Linked DNA regions of Homo sapiens: region 2 is linked to region 1. Evidence: chromatin contacts called from ENCODE Hi-C data. All regions are on one chromosome and are shown on one strand. The core of a region is the stretch at or near the end of the contact, and the rest is flanking DNA. Distances in the headings are between cores, read along the strand shown.

The links. A loop is a pair of places that touch in the nucleus more often than their neighbours do. Pooled maps may share reads with other maps.
Region 2: a loop to region 1 is called in a pooled map, with 2.9 times the contacts of the local background. The contact joins the enhancer-like site here to the promoter of TMEM245 in region 1. A Hi-C loop is called at or near these places in 2 of 50 pooled maps.

Annotation. Positions count from the first base shown.
Region 1 is chr9:109,117,107-109,121,269 of GRCh38, forward strand. TMEM245 (transmembrane protein 245) reads right to left here and starts at 2,841. Exons shown (of 18, transcript NM_032012.4): 1 at 2,229-2,841. The coding sequence starts at 2,807. RefSeq lists silencers at 2,171-2,280, 2,631-2,800, 2,941-2,990 and an enhancer at 2,471-2,520.
Region 2 is chr9:114,897,328-114,901,467 of GRCh38, forward strand. It overlaps TNFSF8 (TNF superfamily member 8), which reads right to left. Exons shown (of 4, transcript NM_001244.4): 4 at 3,818-4,140. Among named protein-coding and RNA genes, the nearest start is that of TNFSF8, 31 kb to the right of the region's middle. Within about 2 kb of position 1,609, at least 9 of the 41 ENCODE cell types and tissues checked have a DNase peak (open chromatin) inside an H3K27ac peak, as active enhancers do.

The sequences.
Region 1 (4,163 bases), core at 1,591-4,090:
GGTTTTTTTGGTTTTTTTTTGAGACGGAATTTCACGCTTGTCACCCAGAATGGAGTGCAGTGGTGCAATCTTGGCTCACTCCAACCTCTGCCTCCCGGGTTCAAGTGATTCTTCTGCCTCAGCCTCCCAAATAGTTGGGATTACAGGTGCCCACCACCACACCCAGCTAATTTTTTTTTTTTTGTATTTTTGGTAGAGACGGGGTTTCACCATGTTGGCCAGGCTGGTCTTGAACTCCTAACCTCAGGTGATCCACCCGCCTCGACCTCCCAAAGTGCTGGGATTACAGGCGTGAGCCACCGCGCCCGGCCAATTTCAAGCTTTTAAAAAATCATTAATTAGTTTGACCTTCTTTCTCCCACTCCCAGGTCTAATCAGTGTTGGCCCCTACTTCTCTTCCACTCATCCACAACCCACAAATGAAATACAAAGATGAGGGTTTATCTTCAGTAAAAAGATACTCAAAGGTATACGCCGAGCTGTGGATGTTTCTTTACAAGTGCTCAACTCTTTCCACTGAGTATCTGAGAGAGACTGGTAGAAATGCCTCATAATCATGCCAAATTACTTAGGTATTCAACTTCTTACTCTAGCATGAAAATATACTATTTACATGTGGCAGGCCTTTCTTTTCTACTTTCCTATAGTTTGATGGATATGCTCCTTGAGCAGTATCAACAGTCAAAAATGTTAGCAGAATCTATAAATGTGTCTTTGACAAAACTGAATTTCTTCAGGAAAATAACCAAGCTTATTTTTCTTAGAACATAGTGTTCTGCCTTCTAGCTAAGAAGCATTCGATCCACTTAACTGAATTGTGAAACTGCAAGATAAAGGATAAAGAGCGCTGAACTGGGCCTCCATAAAAGTGAACCACAGATTTGCTCATGAGCTGTGTGACTTTGGACCAATCACATTCTCTGGGCCTGTGGCCCACAACGGATGAGTCATGAACATTTATCTGTATGTCTGTCATCTCCATTAGAATATGTTCATATAGGATTATATGTACCGTGAAGACGGGACCTGTATCTTAGTCCTTTTTTAAACCTCTCACAAAGCCCAACACCTAACATATGCTCGATCAACTTTAAACATGAACCAAGAGGTGGTATTGAGGGAACAAGAGAAGAAGGGTGTTTTGGGTCATTCATCACTCTGCCAATAACCTCAGGCAAGCCAAAACACCGCTAGACAGATAAGGGGAATTAATATTTTCCAACTTAATGACGTCAAGGTACACTGAACTTTATTTCACTGACAAAAGAAGTGAATCAATTTGTAAATGGTACTGTTTATGAATCAATTGGCATTCTTACGCACTAAATCTCCACTTGTTTTTAACAGTCTCCAGTTAAATATGTGGATAATTAACTAGTCCACAATATAGTCTGAGTTAGGAATTGTGTCACTAGATTACCTTTGAAATCTTTCCAATTCTAAAGCTCCCTGGTTTTGTAAGAGTAAGCTCAGGTTAATCCAAGCATCACAAATCTACGTCTCTCCCCTTCACGCGGTCAGCTGCTTTACTCCAGGCGGGAGGAGGTGTGCTGTGGTACACCAGTCCCTGCACAACAAAAGCAGTTACCTAAAAGTAAAGCGTGGAGAGGAAGAAGCACAGGCAGCTCAGCACCCAGTGCCTTGCACAAATTATACAGGAATCACCTGAACTGAGAGGCAGCACCAGCCAGTGAAGCAAGCTTTGTTTTAGGACTTGTAAGAAATCTAAGACACCCAAACCCCTCTTTGTCCCTAAGTAGCCCTAGCCTGGTAAGAGGTCACCTTTCCTATCTGCAGGATGGCAAGTTGGCCTAGAATCTCTAAGGTCCCTTCCAGCTCTGACATTCAGATGCGCAGAACTGAGGGTGGCCGAAGCACCCCCGCCCTCTCCAACCAGAAGTAAAACCAAGCCCCACTGCCATGCTCTGAGGCCTCTCTCTGCAAAGCGAAATAACGATTCTCAATCCAGGGCACTGTCCCCCTAAGAGGGCCTATTAGGATTGAAACAAGGCGAAAAGCAGGGAGGCTGTTTCAAATCACGCCCGCCCCCTTTTTGGAAGAATGTCCGCCAAATTCCTGAGGTGTGAGAAGGAAAGCGGAGACGGACGGTCACTGCAGCACAGGTGTGGCCCCTCGTCGCCCCTGCACCGGGAGGAACAGCTGCAGGATTGCACCCCAGAGCGCCGGGACCACGGGCGGGGGACGGGGGCGGACTGCCGCTCACTCACCCACAGGCTGCTGAAGTAGTCCAGCCCGCGGCAGATGAGCGTGGCAGCGTGCACCAGCAGCACCTGCACGCCCAAGTAGCTGCCGAGGCAGTAGAGGCCGTACAGGAGCGGGCCGCCGGCGCCGAGCAGCAGGAGCAGGCGGCGGCGGCGCAGCGCCTGCTCGCCCAGGGCCTCGACGCCGTAGTCGACGAAGCAGAGCGGCAGGAGCAGCGCGGCCAGGACGATGGGCGTGTGCGCGCGGTGCAGGCGCTGCAGCCAGTGGCGGCCCAGGCGCGTCAGCGAGCTCTTGAAGGGGTGCAGAAAAGTGCCGCATAGCACGGCCCAGAGCAGCGGCCGCAGGAAGGCCTCCAGGATGAAGTAGACCAGCACCGCGGCGCCGCAGCACAGGCACACGAACAGCACGGCCCCGGTGTTGTAGAAGGCCTGCTTAATGGGCTTGTCGAAGCGCAGCGCCAGCGCCGCGGTCCGCGGGGTCTCCCCGCCACCGCCACTCGGCCCGACCGCGCGCGGGACCCGCGGCGCCGGCCCGGGAGAGCTCCGCAGGCTTGGCGCGTCCTTAGGGCCGCCGCCGTCGGCCATCGTTCCTCCGCCACAGCCGCCCCCGAGGGGCGGTAATGGGAGTCGGGCTAGAAACGCGGGCGGGAGGCAGGGCGGGAGGCGCGCGAGATTGTGGGAGTTGTAGTTCCCCGCTGGTTTACAGACCCACCAAGCGCTTGCAGGAAACTACAACTCCCGAAGGGGAAATGGGGAAAACGCCTCCGCCTCCTTGGTGTCCGCAAGGTCCTGCTAACAAGTTTGCAGGGTCTATATCTTCCTGGAGGGGGGGGGGGGGGGAAGCTCCTTTCACTCATTCGTTAATGTCAATTTCTCGCGAGGCGAGATCCCAAAAGGCGCCACATTCAGATATTAAAACCCAAGCTGCATACTAGAATACCGTGGGGGAGTACTTTTAAAGAACCAATGCCCCGATTCTGTTTTACTGATTTATTTAACAGATATTTTTAAAGTGTTTTCTTTGGTGTATCTGACAGGATTTTAAATAGAGATTACCATATAACAGGCCCTATTCTAAGTGGCTCACTCCTATTAACTCATTTAATCCTTAGAACAACCCTACAAAGAAGGTGTTATTATCCTCATTTTACCAACAGAAAAACTGAGACAGAGCCGTTAAGTACGCAGCCAGAGTCACACAGCTACCAAGTGGCACAGGCAAGATTCAAACTCAGGGATTCTGGCTCCAAAGGCTATACTTTTATCTACCATAGTATTTGGCCTGAGGAAAGAACTCTTGGCATTTTTCAAACGTTCCTCATAAGCCTGTAATTTGCAGCCGCTGTTGACAACTGTTTGTGCAGGTTTCGCTGTGGACGCAATCTAAACTCTTAAAAGAGTCGTAGATCAAAGTCTCAAACTGCCACTGTTTCTTTTTGAGACTTGATGTAATGTCAGTTAAGCCCCCAATCTCAAGTTTTCCTCTGTCACATGGCGATGATAATAATAATAGCTTTTGCTTTAGGGTTATTGTGTGGGGGAAGGGAAACTCTGGGGCGGTACAAGGTGCTTCTGTTCCCCTATTGGAAAAGTGCTGGGATCCAAGCCTGCTACCCATAAAATATCCCAATCAACATTTTGATTTAAAAAAAAAAAGAAAGCCTTGACTGAGTACTCAACATGTGATTGCTTCAAACCTTGCAAGTTGTCCCTTTCCTGTTTCAATAGTATTCCTATTAATTTCTACATAATTTTTGTTTCCCTTCTAAAGCAGACAAGACAGGTAACATAATCCACAGTTTGCAGATAAAGAAACTATTGCTTGATAGATTTGGAGACAAAGGGATTTAGTAAAGGAAGTAAAGGAAAAAGTAATTCCCTATCCATCTCGATTGTAAGTTTTAGGTCTCAGTATTTCAGATGGCCTTTGGAGTTTTATAA
Region 2 (4,140 bases), core at 359-2,858, 5.8 Mb after region 1:
AAGTGGTTTTCTTTGATTATTCATTTAAGAAATATGTATTGAATGGCCATCTACTATGTCCTAGGAATTGGGCTGGGCTGTGATTACCCAGTGCTAAATAAGATTGGTAGGGTTCCTGCCTTCTGGGAATTTGAATGTTGGAGAGGAATGATAGAGAGAACCAGGGGTGAAGGGTAAAGTGTCATGCAATTAACGATGGGGAAGCATGGAAGGTGACAGCAAGGCATTAAGTGAAGCCAGCAGAGTCAGGAAGACTTCTCTGAGGAGGTGACATTGAAATGGAAATCAGAACAATGATAGGAGTTAATCAGGCAAAAGAGTGTGACAGGAGTATCCTAGGCAGAAGGAAAATTATCTGCAAGCTTCTGGTGGCTAGGCAGAGCATGGAAGATTGGAGGAACTGGAAGGAGTGCAATGTGATTTGATCATAGAGCACAAGGAGGTGGGGCTGAGCACAAAACTAGAGAGACATTCAGGAGATAGATAGGGAGAGACCTGGTGGAAAGAGCTTAGAGTTTAGGAAGGCTATGTTCATAGTGACTGGAGCGTGGAATGTGGAGTTAGGCAAACTTGGTCTTAAATCCCAACTCTACCGTCCATTGACTGTGACATTGGCCATGCTCCTCAACATCGCAGACTCTCAATGTCCTTATATAAAGAATGGGGATAATGATGCCTATTTTTTTTTTTTTTGAGGAAGAGTCTTGTTCTGTTGCCCAGGCTGGAGTGCAGTGACATGATCTCAGCTCACTGCAACCTCTGCCTCCTGGGTTCACACAATTCTCCTGCCTCAGCCTCCCAAGTAGCTGTGATTACAGGCGCACACCACCATGCCCAGCTAATTTTTTGTATTTTTAGTAGAGACAAGGTTTCACTATGTTGGCCAGACTGGTCTCGAACTCCTGATCTCATGATCCGCCCGCCTCGACCTCCCAAAGTGCTGGGATTACAGGCCTGAGCCACCGTGCCTGGCTCAATGATGCCTATTTCGTTGGATTGCTTTGAAGATTAAATAAGTGAGTGCAGGAAAAGTCATAACATGTAAGAGCTTGATAAATGGTTATTATCACTATCAATTCCAAGAACAATCGGGAGATGCTATTGCTGTCTGGAGATGGGATTTATAAGGAGTAAGACTGGAGGCAGTGCTGTGAGTTAGGAGGTATTGAGAGTGGTGGCTGGAACTAGGAAACTGGAGGAATTAGTTGGGTGTTAATTGAGTAGGAAGTGAGAAGAAGGATATTCAGAGACTGAGATAGTCCTTGAGATTTGGAATGTAGGAATAGTGTTAAGTTCAGGATGAGTATGGTGGGGTTGGTTTGTACATAATGGTGAGGTCAGTTTGTACATGTTGTTATTATATTCATGAGGAATCAGTTGCAGAGAACAGACTTCGCGTTAGCTTGTTTGGCAGGAAGGGGTTTATCACAGGGTGTTAAATGGCTTGTAGAATTGTCAGGAGGTCTGAGGAAACAGAATCGAGATTGAGCTTTCAGGAGAAACCTATAATGCGACTCCTAGGAACTGGGCTGCTATAGTAGCTGCTGTCTCTTCAATAATCTTGCAATCAGGAAGCCTGCCCCTCTAGAACCACAAAACTGCTGCCGCGAACAGGAAACCACTACAATCAGGAAGCCGCTACTGCTGCCGGGCTCCAGAACCAGTGCACATCTGCAACAGACTACATCAGCAGAACGGATGCTTCTCCCCCACCACCTAGGCTCACCCCAACTACTAAGCTCGTATTTGAACATGAAAACCTCTGCAAACGAAGCTGCAGAAAAACCAAACACCTCCACAGCTGTCCTTGCTAGCTGGATGGACAAACATTCCAAAATTCTGTCCATTTCAGACTAAATAATACTAGAGCCTGAGCTGCAAAAGAATAAGGAAAGTATATTTTTAGCATTCCAACATGTGGAGCAGGAGAAGGCACACTAGAATAGTATTTTGGAAATGTGGGTTGTGACTTAAGAGAGCATCATAAAATCAATTCAGGTCTTCACAGTAAGTTATTATTTTTTTTTTTTTTTCTTAGTCCTCGTTGGCAACATGACCTTTCTTCTTCTGGGTCATGGTAGAAAAAAAACCTGGAAAGTCATTATACTATACATTGAGTGACAATCTTCCATCGCAGAGTTTCAGGGGAGAATTGTGAGAAGAGCCCATGAGGAATACAGACATTTGATCTTGGGGGAGAAATCTTCTGGAGCTGTGCTTGTCCTTCATGCTTTCTGGTGTTTGTTTACTCTCCAGGAAGAGAGCTAGATCCAGGGAAGCCCCAGAGTGCATTGAAAGGCATGTTTCAAACCTATGCTAATGAGGGCTGATTTCGCAGTGGCTTGGCAGAGCTGTAGCACATACCATGTTGGATTGTAAACTGACCTGGCACTCACTGGCACTTGGGATATGTGTGTTGAATGAATGTACAGAGCAGAGAAGTACTTAGAAAGTATGGAAGGAGCCATTCAGATTCCAGAGACTAAGCTCCAGGTCATGAGCTCTGATCACAGAGGTGTCTAAACCCTCGCTAGCCATGGTTAACTCAGTGTCTTTGTGACACCATTTATAATTTTCCAAGAGTATTTTTGCTGTATAGAAAAATGGCAACTAGGGGTGGGAGGTGTGCAAGAAGAAGATGTGCTTATTGTAGCTTTGTGTGTAACAGCAAAAACCTAAAAGCAAATTAAATGTTCTTGCATAGAAGAATGGACAAACTATGGTATATTCAAACAATTAAATATATAGTAGTTACTCTACAATAACTCTACTATCTAATTCCTTCTCAGAATCTCCAGTCACATAAAGGATGGCTCAGAGAATAGCCTAGTGCCCTAAGAGGTTTTGATGTGGACAAGAACTAAAAGGAGGAAGTGCTGAGGGAAGCTGGCAGAATCTGTCAGACAAGGGAGCCTCCCACAATTCCAGGAATACCACTTATTCTGGGATGGAAGGGACAAACCCTTAAATTAAGAGGATGGAGAAGTCAGCCTGTATCATCTCTAGAACACTCCTGAGAGATCTGCCAGGCTTGATGGAAGTCCCATTGGTTGGAAGCCCAGCAGGGAGCAGACACTTGCGAAGTCCTCGAGTGTGGTTAGTGAGAGAGCTGGCATTTGAGCCCAGTCTCATATTCCAATCTCCATTATTTCCCACCAGCCTTGATAGGGCCTCCTATAGCCTTTCTGCAATTCCTCAGGTCACGTCTTTCCAACCTTACTTTGGACAGTCCCCACATTTGGAGGTTTCCTCTGCTCTTCCCTGCTCTCGCCCCGGTCACTCTGGGATGGTGATTTGAATGTGAGACACAGGTGGTCTCTATCCTCTATAGACTCAGTACATGGTCAATATATGATTCAGAAAAGGGTTAGAGGCCAGGTGTGGTTGCTCACGCCTGTAATCCTAGCTCTTTGAGAGGCCATGGTGGGCAGATTGCTTGAGGTCAGGAGTTCGAGATCAGCCTGGCCAACATGGTGAAATCCCGTCTCTACTAAAAACGCAAAAATCAGCTGGGTGTGGTGGTGCGTGCCTGTAGTCCCAGCTACTCAGGAGGCTGAGGTAGGAGGATCACTTGAACCCAGGAAGGGGAGGCTGCAGTGAGCCAAGATAGCACCACTCCACTCCAGTTTGGATGACTCTACATTGACTTGTTATGTTTTTGTGAGCTCACTTACCATCTTCCTCTACAAGTTCTGCAAGTACACTGAGTGTGTGTGTGTGTGTGTGTGGTGGGGAGGTGGGGTTCAGAGGGTAGGAGCAAGGGAAGGAGCTCAAGTTGAGTTTTTACCAAAGAGGCATATGTTTTAGGTAGCCTGAGTTCCCAGTTAGATAAATTATTTATTTTACTTGCATAGATATCATTTTACTCATGGAGTATCATTTGCTCATAACATTCCCAGGGGCTGGTTAACCCTCAAGAGTAACAGAATTTAGTTTTAAACTTCCTGGGTTGCCTACTCCCTACATATCTATCAGTTGAGTTATTAATGATTATTCTCTTTTTTTGTTTGTTTGGTTACATTATTCATTTAAATGATGTACCCCTTGTGTCTTTAGGTGTTGGCTTTCTTAGCATTGCTTGACAGAGACTGAGATTAGAAACCACTCACAGTGCAAAAGTCAGGTACCTCTGCTCAGAGA